Linked DNA regions of Homo sapiens: all the other regions are linked to region 3. Evidence: chromatin contacts called from ENCODE Hi-C or POLR2A ChIA-PET data. All regions are on one chromosome and are shown on one strand. The core of a region is the stretch at or near the end of the contact, and the rest is flanking DNA. Distances in the headings are between cores, read along the strand shown. Region 1 holds the start of ATP8B3 (ATPase phospholipid transporting 8B3). Region 2 holds the start of GADD45B (growth arrest and DNA damage inducible beta). Region 3 holds the start of APBA3 (amyloid beta precursor protein binding family A member 3).

Region 1 (4,097 bases), core at 279-2,778, 1.9 Mb before region 3:
TTCAAGGAGCTCACAGCCTAGGGGCCGACCCTCTCAAATGCTACCTCCCACACTCATCTGCAGCCTCCCCGCCAGGCTCTGAATGTCCAGCCATAGGCTGTGTGTCTTGCCTTGGACATCCTGAGACCTAGGGGACCCCAAGATGATCCTCAAACCTGCAACAGCCCATCTGCCAGTGTCCCCCGCCAGCCACCCTGGTCGCCTCCCGCCAGTACAGCCTAGAAGGACTCTACCGCCAGCCATGCCAGCCTCTGGCCATGCCAGCCTCCGGCCACTGCTCCCCACACCTCGCTTTTCCTGAAAGGACCACTCTCACCTCCTCCTGGTTTCACTGACGGCCTCCTGCCCCTCTCCCCATGTGGCACCAGCTTAGGGGCTCAGTCATCTGTTCACTGACTGAATGGGACCCCCGGGCTATATGTTATATCTCAAAACACAGCATGAGGGTCAGGCATGGCCACTCCCCTCCTCACCCCCCCAGGCTGGGCAGCAAACTCTGATGGGGGCGATGGAGGCAGACGGACATCGTCAGAAGATCCTGGAATCTTCTCCACTAGCAGGTTCAGGAATGTGGGTCTGGCTCTAGCCCTGCACCGGGGGCCCTGGTTTGGCCCCCTATGAGGATGGGCAAACCACCCCTAGACGCCAGCAACTGGCCCCCCACCTGCCAGCTCTCTAGCAGTGCCCTCCCCGCCAAGCCCCTGCCCCTGTGTTCCGGCCACCCGATGCACCCGTCCTCACCCTTCTGGTCTCCATTCATACTTCCTAGCCCGGCCAGGCTGGGCCTTGTGCCTCCTCTCAGGTGCCCCTCTGCCTGGGGAGTCTCCCATCCCAGCTCTGATCACCGTCTCACCTCCGCGGATGCCAGCAGGACCTGAGCCTTCCTGAGTCACGTCTGAGTCACCCGTGTCCCCAGGTCCTGGTGGGGCAGGGCTTGGCTCAGGGCCAGCTCTGGTGCTCCTGGGAGTCTGAGCGGGGCCAGTGCCCATTCACCGCATGAGGAAAAGGGAGGTTCAGGGCGAAGAGGGGTTTAGGCTGTGGGACGGGGGAGAGGTGGGGGAGACCCCCGTGGGGGCAGACTGGGGATTGGAGAGTTGGAGAGAATGCTCAAATGGCCAGAATCCACTCGAAGTGTATCTGGGGGCAGAAAGAGACACGGACACAGCGCTGGCTTCCTGCCCCCTCACTAACTGGGATGCCCCATTACTCGGAAGCCCCCCACCCCGTCTTCCCGCAGCCGCAGGGGCACAGGACCGCCCTGGACAGGGCTCCAGAGTCCAGGGCTGTCTGCACCCGCCCCGGGGCCCCGACCGCGCGAACCTCTAGGGGCGCGCTCTCCACCCCCGCCGCCACGACCCCAGCTCTCAGCCTGGGTGGAGCCCAGAGAGGGTGCGCGGGCTCCCGGGGACGCACAGCAGTGGGAGCACCCGCCGCTCACCGGCGCAGGAGAGGCAGGGGGGGGCAGGCCGCGGGCGTCCAGGGCGGCGGACGTGGTGGAACCGTTAGCCCGGTGCCAACGGTCCTGAAACGGGGGGCGGGATCTCGGGGCGGGGCCTCGGGGCCCGGCCAAGGCGAAGGTGGAGCCAGTTCGGACCCCGGAAGGGGGCCGGGGGCGGGGCCTGGAGGGGGTGGGTGGGGCCAAGGCGAAGAAGGGGCGGGGCCTCGAGGGTGGGGCCGAGCGGAGCACGGCCGAGCAGGATGGGGGCCAGGCCTCAGGGACGCGGTCACGGCCGAAGGGCGGGGCCTCGCAGAGCCTCGCAGAACAGGCCGGGATAGAAGACGCTCGGGAGCAGTGCCTGGGTCTGGGGAGGGGCCGGGACTTTGGGGAAGGGACTAGAAGGAAGGCGAGGACGAGCGGGGTCTCGCTGAGCAAAGTCAGAGTAGGGGCGGGGCCAGGACTCAGGGGCTTGGCCAGAGCGGGAAGCGGGGTTGAGCATGGCCTTGCGGAGCAGTGTTATGGTAGGGGCGGGGCTGGGATCCGGAGCCGTTACAAAGGAGGAAGGCGGGGCCGCGCAGAGCAGGGTCAGGGTAGGAGGGCGCTCAGGGTGGGTCCAGGACAGAAGGCAGGGCCTTGGGAGGGCCTTAGGGAGCAGTGCCAGTGCAGGGGCGGAGCCTGAAAGGGAAGAGGGTGTCAGGGCAGGGCCGGGCCGGGCTTGGTCAGGGAGCAGAAAGAACCTGCACCGCAGGGCGGGGTTGGAAGGGTTCTTGGAAAGGTGGGCCTGGGTCAGGTCGGAATGGGCCTTGCAGACCTGACGGGGCTGAGGCTGGTGCGGCCAGCGTGGCAGAGTGCAGGAGGAAGGACCACAGGTAACGGCGGTTATGTAAGTCATGTCTGATCCGTGTCCTGGGTTCGTTCATTCATCCCATACACGTTCAACGAGCGCCTCCTAGGCGCAGATGCAGGGCTGAGCACCAGGCTGGGGAGAGGCGGTTATAGCCATTGAGACCACCCTAAGGCCAAGAGGAAGCCCGCAGGGTTCTTTCCAGCAGGTGGCAGGGGCTCAGGGATCCTTACTGAAGAAGTGGCAGGGGTGAGTTCAGCGACGAGGCTAGGGCGGGTCCAGGCCAGCGATAGGGCCTGGAGCCAGGGTCAGAAAGTGTGTGCGGAGGGGCTGCTGAAGATGAAATGCCCCCAAGAGTGAGGCTACCTGGGGTGAGGGCCCAAAGGGAGAGGCAAACATGGGTGGAGGGGGATAGGGAAGCCACCTCCCCCATCAAAGCGGCAACCACCTGAGGGCTCTCGGTGATCACAAACCCTCTTTCTTTGGAAGCCCAAATTGGAAGCCTGCTTGGCCCTGGAGGCTGCCAGGGAACCTCTCTTTTTTTGGAGACAGAGTCTCACTGTGTCACCCGGGCTGGAGTGCAGTGGTGCGATCAGAGCTCACTGCAGCCTCCACCTCCTGGGCTCAAGCGATCCTCCTGCCTCAGCCTCCAGAGTAGCTGGGACCACAAGCAGGCAGGCAGGCCACTGTGTTTGACTTCTCTCCTTTCATTCCTTCAACACTTCCCCTGTGCTTGCTTGCTTGCTCAGTGGTTACGAAAAAAAGCCGGGGCTGGGAGTTTGAACACACTGTTCTAATAAACTTTAGAAGAGACCTGGTTGGGTGCAGCTGTGAGGACCAGATTCCCCCACCCCAGCCTTCGCAGGGGGCACTATCTGGGGGCAGGAGCTTGCCCAGGGCACTTGTGCAAAGGCCCTGAAGCCTCCAGTGGCAACAGGTGGCTTCACAAGCTGAAGGGAGTCCCTGGGGGCTGAAGCCAGGGCTGGCCAGCCTTGGGACCCCCCGTGGGCTATGTCCTGAGGCACCAGGTGCGTTCTGGGAAGGGGGAGGCAGACATCACATGGGAATGCACAGAAACAGAGCGCATACACGCCTGCGCCATTTATTTAGAACACAGAGCCGGGCACAGTGGCTCATGCCTGTAATCCCAACGCTTTGGGAGGCCGAGGCAGGTGGATCACTTGAGGTCAGGAGTTCGAGACCAGCTTGGCCAACGTGGTGAAACCCCATCTCTACTAAAAATACGAAATTAGCCAGGTGTGATGGCACAGCCATAATCCCAGCTACTCGGCAGACAGAGGTTGCAGCCAGCTGAGACTGGGTGACAAAGCGAGACTGTGTCTCAAAAATAAAGAAGAAAAAGAAAACAACTCCTTTACAGAAGAGGTGGGAGAGTCACTAGTCACAAGAACAGCCCTCGAGGGTGGAAGGGCCTGGCCTAACCACGGTCCCCCAGGAGGGCCCTGGAGAGATGCAGAGCCCAGAACCGGGAAGGGAGCCTTGGGATGGAGTCCTCTGGGGAGGGCCCCCACGTCCTCATCCCGGGACCTGTGCCCTTGGCCTTGCCCTTCAGCAGAAGCCCAAGACCAGGGTGGCAGGAAACCCACTCCAGGCAACCTGCCCCCAGCTGCTGGGTCCTGTCCCGCAAGGCTCATCACTTTTTCTACTTGAGGTCAATAAAAAGTGGGGCCTAAACACCCCTGGGCCTCCCATTTCCAAATGGGGTCCCGATGCAACCACAGTTGCCCGAGACGTGCGTGCACTACACAATGTGTGGCGTTTCCTGGCAAGGGCCGGAGCAGCTTTCCGTGTCTG
Region 2 (4,075 bases), core at 1,576-4,075, 1.3 Mb before region 3:
CACCTCCCGGGTTCAAGCGATTCTCCTGCCTCAGCCTCCCGAGTAGCTGGGATTATAGGCATGTGCCACCATGCCCAGGTAATTTTTGTATTTTTTGTAGAGACGGGGTTTCACCATGTTGGCCAGGTTGGTTTTGAACTCCTGACCCCAGATGATCCACCTGCCTCAGCCTCCCAAAGTGCTGGGATTACAGGCATGAGCCACCGTGCCCAGCCCTTATTTTATTTATTTATTTGAGACGGGGTCTCACTCTGTTGCCCAGGCTGGAATGCAACTGTGCAATCCCGGCTCACTGCAGCCAGGAACCCCTGGGCTCAAGTGATCCTCCTGTCTCAGCCTCCGGAGTAGCTGGGTGCACACAACACACCCCATTCTTTCTTTCTTTTTTTTTTTTTTAAAGACTGAGTCTCACTCTGTCACTCAGGCTGGAGTGCAGTGGCACGATCTCGGCTCACTGCAATCTCGGCTTACTGCAACCTCTGCCTCCCAAGTTCAAGCAATTCTCCTGCCTCAGCCCCCAGAGTAGCTGGGATTACAGGCATGTGCCACCACGCCCGACTGATTTTGTATTTTTAGTAGAGATGGGGTTTCTCCAGGTTGGTCAGGCTGGTCTTGAATTCCCAGCCTCAGGTGATCCTCCTGCCTCAGACTCCCCAAGTGCTGGGATTACAGGAGTGAGCTACCGTGCCCGGCCTTTTTGTTTGTTTGTTTGTTTGTTTGTTTGTTTTGGGGAGGATGGAGTCTCTCTCTGTCACCATGCCATGTGCAGTGGCATGATCTCGGCTCACTGCAACCTCCACCTCCTGGGTTCAAGTGATACTCCTGCCTCAGCCTCCTGAGTAAGCTGGGATTACAGGCGCGTGCCACCACGCCCAGCTAATTTTTGTGTTTTTAGTAGAGACAGGGTTTCACCATGTTGGTCAGGCTGGTCTCGAACTGACCTCACGATCTGCCCGCCTCAGCCTCCTAATGTGCTGGGATTACCCAGCCTGCAATACTTTTTAAAAATCAAAATCAATGCCCAAGTATCCATGAGGAACAAAATATCAAAATTGTAAATAAAGACAGAATCTGACTTTGCACTTATCCCACCCACCTCCCTGATCTTCCTTATCTTCAGCTCATGTTGGCCATGTTGGTCAGGTTGGTCTCGAACTCCTGACCTCAGTTGATCCGCCCGCCTCGGACTCCCAAAGTGCTGGGATTACAGGCGTAAGCCACCGCGCCCGGCCGATTTAACTTTTAAATTGAAATTATAAAATATAAATATGTATGTTGCATGCGTAAAACATTGCATAAAGTTACATAAAACGTTGCAACCGCCACGGTCCCCTTATCCCCCGCCTCCAGCCCAGTGCCCCGCCCGTCCGTCCCTCTCTTCCGGCGCTGAGGGCGCAGAAACTCGGCGCGGCCACCAGATGGCGCCACCGCGCCTCGCAGCCCCGGGACATTTCGTGCCCCAGCGGTGGGCGGCGCGGAGGAGGTGGGATGCGTCAGCCGGACCCGCGGGCCGGGGAGCCGGGCAACTGGGGAAAGTGAGCCGCCGGGCGGAGGCCAGACCCCAGGCTGGCGGGGGAGGGGACTCAGATGTGAGTCACCCGGGAGCCCCCAGTCGACCGTGGGAGACGTTGTCATGCGGGGCCTGCCAGCCTCGCTCCTGAACAGCCTTCCCGGGGCGGCGGAGTCCTGCAGGCGGCCGTGCCTGGCGCACACGCGTGGCTCCAACACGAACTAGCCTATGGCCTCACCAAGCCTCAGTTTCCCCTTTTGCATAATGCACATAAGCATCCCCCCTGCTTCCCAGGTCTTGGATTAAATCATCCATGAATCCGGAGGGGTGGGGGGTACCAGGTCCGCACCACGCACTCAATGCAGGTCAGCGCCCACCCCGGAGTGAGAAATAAAAGTAGCCGTCATCCTTGCACGTGGGCCCTGGGTGGCGGCGTGCAGCCGGAGCCTGCACCATTCCCCTCAACAATGGCTTTCTCCAGGGCCTGGAGGCCTCCGCACGGGCAAAGGCTGGAACGCCAGGCAGCCGGCGGGGGCGGGGCCGCGCCACCTGCACCTCCCACGCGCACCCCACCCTGATACTCGCGGGGTCGGCGAGGAGGCGCCCACTTTCTTCTCCAGAGCGCCCCGGGCTTTGCAACCTCCCACTTTCGGGGCCCTCGAGGAGGCCTCCCGCGACCACCAGGTGACAGCTGATGTGTATTGGGCTCTTACTGTCAGCCGTATTTTATGCCATGCTCTGCAAACCAGCGAGGCCGGCGCTGCAGACCCATTACTCAGACGGGAACAGAGAGGCCGGGAGAAGCGAAATCACCCAGGGGCTGGGGTCGTCGCAGCCAGGAGAGACTCCGGCCCTCACCACCACCTGGGCGAGATCACGCTGCAAACGGGGCCCCTTCCCGGTGCAGCCCCTCCACCCCCAGCAGAACTTGGGAAAGGCGCGGTCCGGGACTCTCCGCGGATCGGGAGGGGATTCCAGGCCCCCCCGAAAGTCCGGGCCGCCTCGCGCGCTGGAAATCCCGCGCGCGCCCCGAACCGCGGCTCGGCTGCCGGGAAATCAGGAGAAAAAAACTTCTGCTTTTTTTTCTTTTCTGGCATTCGCGGTCACCTACCCGGCCCCCGCGCGCCCTCCTCCCGGTTCTCGCCCCCACGTGGGGCGCCCCCGCACGCCGCTCCTCCCCCTCCCCTCCGTCGGCCAACCGCAGAGCTAGCTGCACTCGCCCTTGTCTTTCCACCAATAGGAGGGGCGAATGACTCCACTGAGGCCACGCCCAATGTTCAAGTCTATAAAAGTCGGTGCCGGAGGCTCCCAGCTCAGATCGCCGAAGCGTCGGACTACCGTTGGTTTCCGCAACTTCCTGGATTATCCTCGCCAAGGACTTTGCAATATATTTTTCCGCCTTTTCTGGAAGGATTTCGCTGCTTCCCGAAGGTCTTGGACGAGCGCTCTAGCTCTGTGGGAAGGTTTTGGGCTCTCTGGCTCGGATTTTGCAATTTCTCCCTGGGGACTGCCGTGGAGCCGCATCCACTGTGGATTATAATTGCAACATGACGCTGGAAGAGCTCGTGGCGTGCGACAACGCGGCGCAGAAGTAAGTAGCCGGGGCTGCCGCCGCCTGAGGTCAGCCGGGACGGGATGGGTCGGGTTGGGCCGGGCCGGGAGCGGAACGTAGCACCCGGTGGTCCGCCCGTCACTGATCCCTCTTTCCTGGTCTCAGGATGCAGACGGTGACCGCCGCGGTGGAGGAGCTTTTGGTGGCCGCTCAGCGCCAGGATCGCCTCACAGTGGGGGTGTACGAGTCGGCCAAGTTGATGAATGTGTGAGTCAGACCCCCTTCCCGGGCTGGGCGCGGGTGGGACGGGACCTCCCCTCCGCTCTGGACGCTTTCCGCACGCTTGTCTTGCATGGAGCTGGGACTTCCCCAAGTGCCCCCCGCTGTGGATGCAGAGCTTCTCTGCCGTTTTGTGGATCGGGGGCTGCCGTATCCTGATGTATCGTCTGCAAACACCCCTCCCGCCGTGGGCCTGTCTCCCCCTACCCCATACTTTGAACCGTGTGCCCTCCCCTCCCCCCACCGTCACCAGCTTGCAGAGGCAATCCCCTGCACCCTTGCAGTTTCTCTTTTGCTCTTGCACGCTCCTTTTTTGCAAACTCCCCCTGCACGGTGGCCCCTCCCCTGTCCCCGGCTGACCCATCCCTACCCTTTGGCCCCCTCAGGGACCCAGACAGCGTGGTCCTCTGCCTCTTGGCCATTGACGAGGAGGAGGAGGATGACATCGCCCTGCAAATCCACTTCACGCTCATCCAGTCCTTCTGCTGTGACAACGACATCAACATCGTGCGGGTGTCGGGCATGCAGCGCCTGGCGCAGCTCCTGGGAGAGCCGGCCGAGACCCAGGGCACCACCGAGGCCCGAGACCTGCATTGTCTCCTGGTCACGGTGAGTCGGGCCTCTGCCCTGCCCCGCCACGCCCGGGCACCTGGGCCGGTGTTTGTCAACAAAGTCGGGCTGACTGGTCCTGCACAGCTCAGCGCTCAGCCACGTTTGGCATGTCCCGTGGGCAG
Region 3 (4,316 bases), core at 436-2,935:
GGCAATGTGTAGGGGACAGGGGGCTCCACCTGGGGATGGGCCCACCAGATCGCCTGGCAGAGCTTCAAACTGCTGCACCAGCTCCTGAAGGCTTGACTCATCAAGTTCCATCCGACTGAGGCTGCCGGGGCCTCCTGGCATAGGGTCCCACTGGCTGTCAGGGGTGAGGTCCTCCGAAGGCACAAGAATGTCCCTGGGCCCCTCCAAGTCCATGGCTGGAGGCCCCGAAGGGGATCGGGAAATTGTGGGGAAGTCCATGCCTGGACTCCAGGCTTAGGCCGGCATCTTCAGGCAGCTGAAAGAGAGAGAGTCAGCACTGAGGTTTCGCCCGGGTGCAGTGGCTCATGCCTGTAATCCCAGAATTTTGGGAGGCCCAGAAGGGCTGACTGAACCCAGGAGTTCAAGATCAGCCTGGGCAACAGAGCAAGACCCTCTCTCTACAAAAAATACAAAAAATTAAGGCCGGGCACAGTGGCTCACGCCTGTAATTCCCAGCACTTTGTGAGGCCGAGGCGGGCAGATCATGGGGTCAGGAGTTTGAGACCAGCCTGACTAACATGGTGAAATTCCGTCTCTACTAAAAATACAAAAAATTAGCCAGGTGTGGTGGCAGGCACCTGTAATCCCAGCTACGCAAGAGGCTGAGGCAGGAGAATCGCCTGAACCCGGGAGGCGGAGGTTGCAGTGAGCTGAGATCGCGCCATTGCACTCCAAGGTGGGCGACAGACGAGACTATCTCCAAAAAAAAAAAAAAAAACTAGCTAGGGGTGGTGGTGTAGGCTGTAGTCCCAGCTACTTGGGAGGCTGAGGTGGGAGGATCACCTGAACCAGGGGAGGCAGAGGCTGCAGTGAGCCTTGATTGTGCCACTGCACTCCAGCCTGGGTGACAGAGTGAGGCCCTGTCTTAAAAAAAACAAACAAACCCGAAAAACAAAAAACTTGAGGTTTCCCGGCTGCCTATCCGGTGCTAGGCTCTAGCTGGGTACTGTTCATACAGGGCACATAATTTAATACCCACTAACCCTTGCAAGGAAGTTAGGATTCCCATTTTACAGATGAAGAAACTGAGCCACAGAATGGGGAGGTGTGAGGCAGTGGCTTCCCGAGCCCCTGTGTCATCCCAGACCTCTCTCAACTAATGGAGTCTGTTCACTCCAGCCCTGGTTCTTCCAGGTCCTCCTCCCTCAAGACGCGGAACCCAGGCTGGAGACCCAGACCTCACACCCTGACTCTACCGACTGGTCAGAGGCAGTTCCCCAAGACCCCAGACCCAAGACCCCAGTCCCATGACCTCAACCCCCAATACCTCCATCCAGAACTTTAGACCCAGGACCCTGGACTTAATACCAGAGACCCAAGACGCCATAAGGCGGACCCCAGTCTCCAAACCTCCAATGCTACCCCAAGATCGACTCCAGACTCAGACCCCGACTTCAGGACCCAGCCCCAAGCCCAGACCCTAGTCCCCCCTCAGACCGAAGACCTCAAGCGCCGACTCAGACTGCGCTCTGCACCTCGAGGACACTCACTTCCCAAATCGAGGCCGCCTCAGCCCCGCGCAGCCTCCAGGACCCCGCTCCCCACGGACGGCCCCGACGTAGCCCGGGCCGCGTCCCCAGAAGGCGCAGCTCGGGGATTCCCGGTCCCGGCGCCCGCTCCTCTATCCGCGCAGAGCCCTGGCCCATTGAGCATGCGCGGCCTCGCGAGGCCTGCTGGGAAATGTAGTTCTCCCACCCAGCCTCGCCACGCGGGGGCGCTGGGACAACTGCAGATGTTGGAGGGGAGTTCGAATCCCAGGCTTCCCGGCCCGCAGACTGCCCCGGCTGGCCCCAGGACCTGTTTGTTCTCCTGCAAAATAGGGTTAATAATCACTGCCTGGCTCTGGGGGCTGTGTTCATTATTCCAAAGGATGGCAGATGGGGAGAAGTGGGGTTGGGAAATATTAAAGAAGTGTGAGAGGTGGTTTCCTTGGGACCTTGAGGCACCGGAAGCGTCGTGGAGACCCTGTTAAAGACGGACTTTCGGTTTGGCTCACAGTAGGGAGACACATAGGTGCACCATGGATTTGGGGTCGGCCTGGGAACTTTACCTCCCTGAGAACTCAGTTTCCTCATTATAAGCTGGGGAAAAAATAGTACCTACCTCTCAATTGTGAGGATTAAATTAGATCAAGCGGGTTAAGGATTTAGCAGTAGTAGAGCTGGAAAAGAATATATAAAATATATATTATTAATTTATATATTATATATAAAACATACTATATATTATATGTATTATATATGTTATATATAATTTTAAAAATATAATGTTATAAAAATTAACAGTGATTAGACTCCAGCCCTACTGGAGTATATTAGACTCATTGTTAATCTTCTTTTTTTAACTTTAAAGCTTTGAATAATTACTCATTGGATGGAATCAGGAACATATAAAGTGTGATATTTTTAGTAAATGTTATGTAATTGAAGAAGGGCAAGAAGTCAATGAAATATCCCTTGAACGCCTCCTCCTATAGTAACTGTGTATGTCTACAAAAGTCTGAAGAAATCACCATAGATTATGAAAGCTTGGGAGACCGCATTTCCCAGACACCTCCACGGGGCCTACACTTCCACGGGGCCTACAACTCCCAAACACCCTTGGGCCACTGACGTCTTCCGGAAACGTGCACTTGCAAGCTGCCCGCAATACGTCATGGCGACCAAACGCCTTTTCGGGGCTACCCGGACGTGGGCCGGCTGGGGGGCCTGGGAGCTCCTAAACCCCGCCACTTCCGGAAGACTCCTGGCCCGGGATTATGCCAAGAAACCAGGTGAGCTGGGTTAAGAGGAACCAAATGGGGACGGTGGGTGCACTGAGGAATTGACAGTGCGCAGGCGGTGGTTGGGGAGGTGGTGCTAGAACTGATGCGCAAGCGCAGAGAGGCGGATGCCAGGCTGTATGCGCAGGCGCAGTTTGAGGGACCCAGCGCCGCTTGGAGCTCGGGCGTCTGGCTCGGAGATACTGTAGCGATTGGACCCAGGGCGCAGGCGCCAGCTTGGGGCGGAGCGGCCTGGGAGGAGGATGTGGTTACGTGGAGACCACGCGTTTCACTGCGCAGGCGCGGGTTGGAAAGGATTTGAAGGGAGTCTGGGGAGGTCATGAACTTGGGTTCCAGTTCTGTTTCTCTGCCTGCCTCCAAATCGCTGGGTAACCTTGGCCAAGACGTTACCAAACATTCAAAGAAATTATGGAGCCCGTTTAATTGGCCACTTCAGCAAGAACAAAACAAGGTTATTAAGGTTTAGCTGGATACAGCCTTGCCTGATCTCCTTTGTTGAAAGGGGGAAATTGTCCAATGTTCGGCCTTAAAGACAGACACATAGCAGACAAAATATAACTTGAATGACTTGGTCATTCCAAGCATCGGTGTTACTTAATGCTATGTCCAAATCCCACTTAAAGTTACTTAATGCTGTGTCCAAATCCCACTTAAAGTGATTTCGAGGCCAGGCATGATGGCTCACACCTTTATTCCCGGCACTTTGGGAAGCCAAGGAGGGAGGATCGATTGCTTGAACCCAGGAGTTCGAGACCAGCCTGGGCAACATAGCAGGACCCTGTTTGTATAAAAAAAAAAAAAAATTGCCTGGCGCGGTAGCTCACGCCTGTAATCCCAGCACTTTGGGAGGCTGATGCAGGTGGATCACAAGGTCAGGAATTCAAGATCAGCCTGACCAACATGGTGAAACCCTAGCTCTACTAAAAATACAAAAATTAGTGGGGCATGGTGGCACATGTCTGTAATCCCAGCTACTCAGGAGGCTGAGGCAGGAGAACTGCTTGAACCCAGGAGGCGGAGGTTGCAGTGAGCCGAGATCACGCCACTGCACTCCAGCCTGGGCGACACAGTGAGACTCTGTCTCAAAATAAATAAATAAATAAATAAAAATAAAAATAAGCGGGGCATGGTGGCTCACAACTGTGATCTCAGCTACTTGGGAGGCTGAGGCAGAAGGATCACTTGAGCCTGGGAGTTTGAGGCTGCAGTGAGCCATGATTGTGCCCCTGCCCTCCAGCCTGGGCTTTTATTTTTTATTTTTTTATTTTCTTCAGACGGAGTCTCGCTCTGTCGCCCAGGCTGGAGTGTGCAGTGGCGCAATCTTGGCTCACTGCAAGCTCCGCCTCCTGGGTTCACGCCATTCTCCTGCCTCAGCCTCCCAAGTAGCTGGGACCACAGGTGCCCACCACCATGCCCGGCTAATGTTTTTGTATTTTTAGTAGAGATGGAATTTCACCATGTTAGCCAGGATGGTCTCAACCTCCTGACCTCGTGA

Evidence for each region. A loop is a pair of places that touch in the nucleus more often than their neighbours do. ChIA-PET counts read pairs that join two places held with the same protein, here RNA polymerase II (POLR2A). Pooled maps may share reads with other maps.
Region 1: a loop to region 3 is called in a pooled map, with 5 times the contacts of the local background. The contact joins the promoter of ATP8B3 here to the promoter of APBA3 in region 3. A Hi-C loop is called at or near these places in 5 of 50 pooled maps.
Region 2: a loop to region 3 is called in a pooled map of gastrocnemius medialis, with 6 times the contacts of the local background. The contact joins the promoter of GADD45B here to the promoter of APBA3 in region 3. A Hi-C loop is called at or near these places in 7 of 50 pooled maps. POLR2A ChIA-PET finds 5 or more read pairs at or near these places in 3 of 52 experiments (MCF 10A, activated B cell and activated T-cell).

What each region holds. Positions count from the first base shown.
Region 1 is chr19:1,810,748-1,814,844 of GRCh38, forward strand. It overlaps ATP8B3 (ATPase phospholipid transporting 8B3), which reads right to left and starts at 1,529. Exons shown (of 29, transcript NM_138813.4): 1 at 1,439-1,529; 2 at 742-1,137. The coding sequence starts at 989. RefSeq lists enhancers at 1,037-1,782, 2,163-2,322 and a silencer at 1,243-1,612.
Region 2 is chr19:2,473,302-2,477,376 of GRCh38, forward strand. GADD45B (growth arrest and DNA damage inducible beta) reads left to right here and starts at 2,826. Exons shown (of 4, transcript NM_015675.4): 1 at 2,826-3,101; 2 at 3,228-3,329; 3 at 3,728-3,950. The coding sequence starts at 3,058. RefSeq lists silencers at 1,467-1,606, 1,977-2,086 and enhancers at 2,827-2,896, 2,898-3,485, 3,467-3,556, 3,486-4,075, 3,717-3,826 and 2 more.
Region 3 is chr19:3,760,007-3,764,322 of GRCh38, forward strand. It overlaps APBA3 (amyloid beta precursor protein binding family A member 3), which reads right to left and starts at 1,686. Exons shown (of 11, transcript NM_004886.4): 1 at 1,530-1,686; 2 at 1-295. The coding sequence starts at 258. MRPL54 (mitochondrial ribosomal protein L54) reads left to right here and starts at 2,676. Exons shown (of 3, transcript NM_172251.3): 1 at 2,676-2,812. The coding sequence starts at 2,695. It overlaps LOC105372248 (a long non-coding RNA gene), which reads right to left and starts at 2,634. Exons shown (of 3, transcript XR_936268.1): 1 at 2,552-2,634; 2 at 2,143-2,200; 3 at 1,748-1,848. RefSeq lists a silencer at 1,571-1,888 and an enhancer at 2,550-3,039.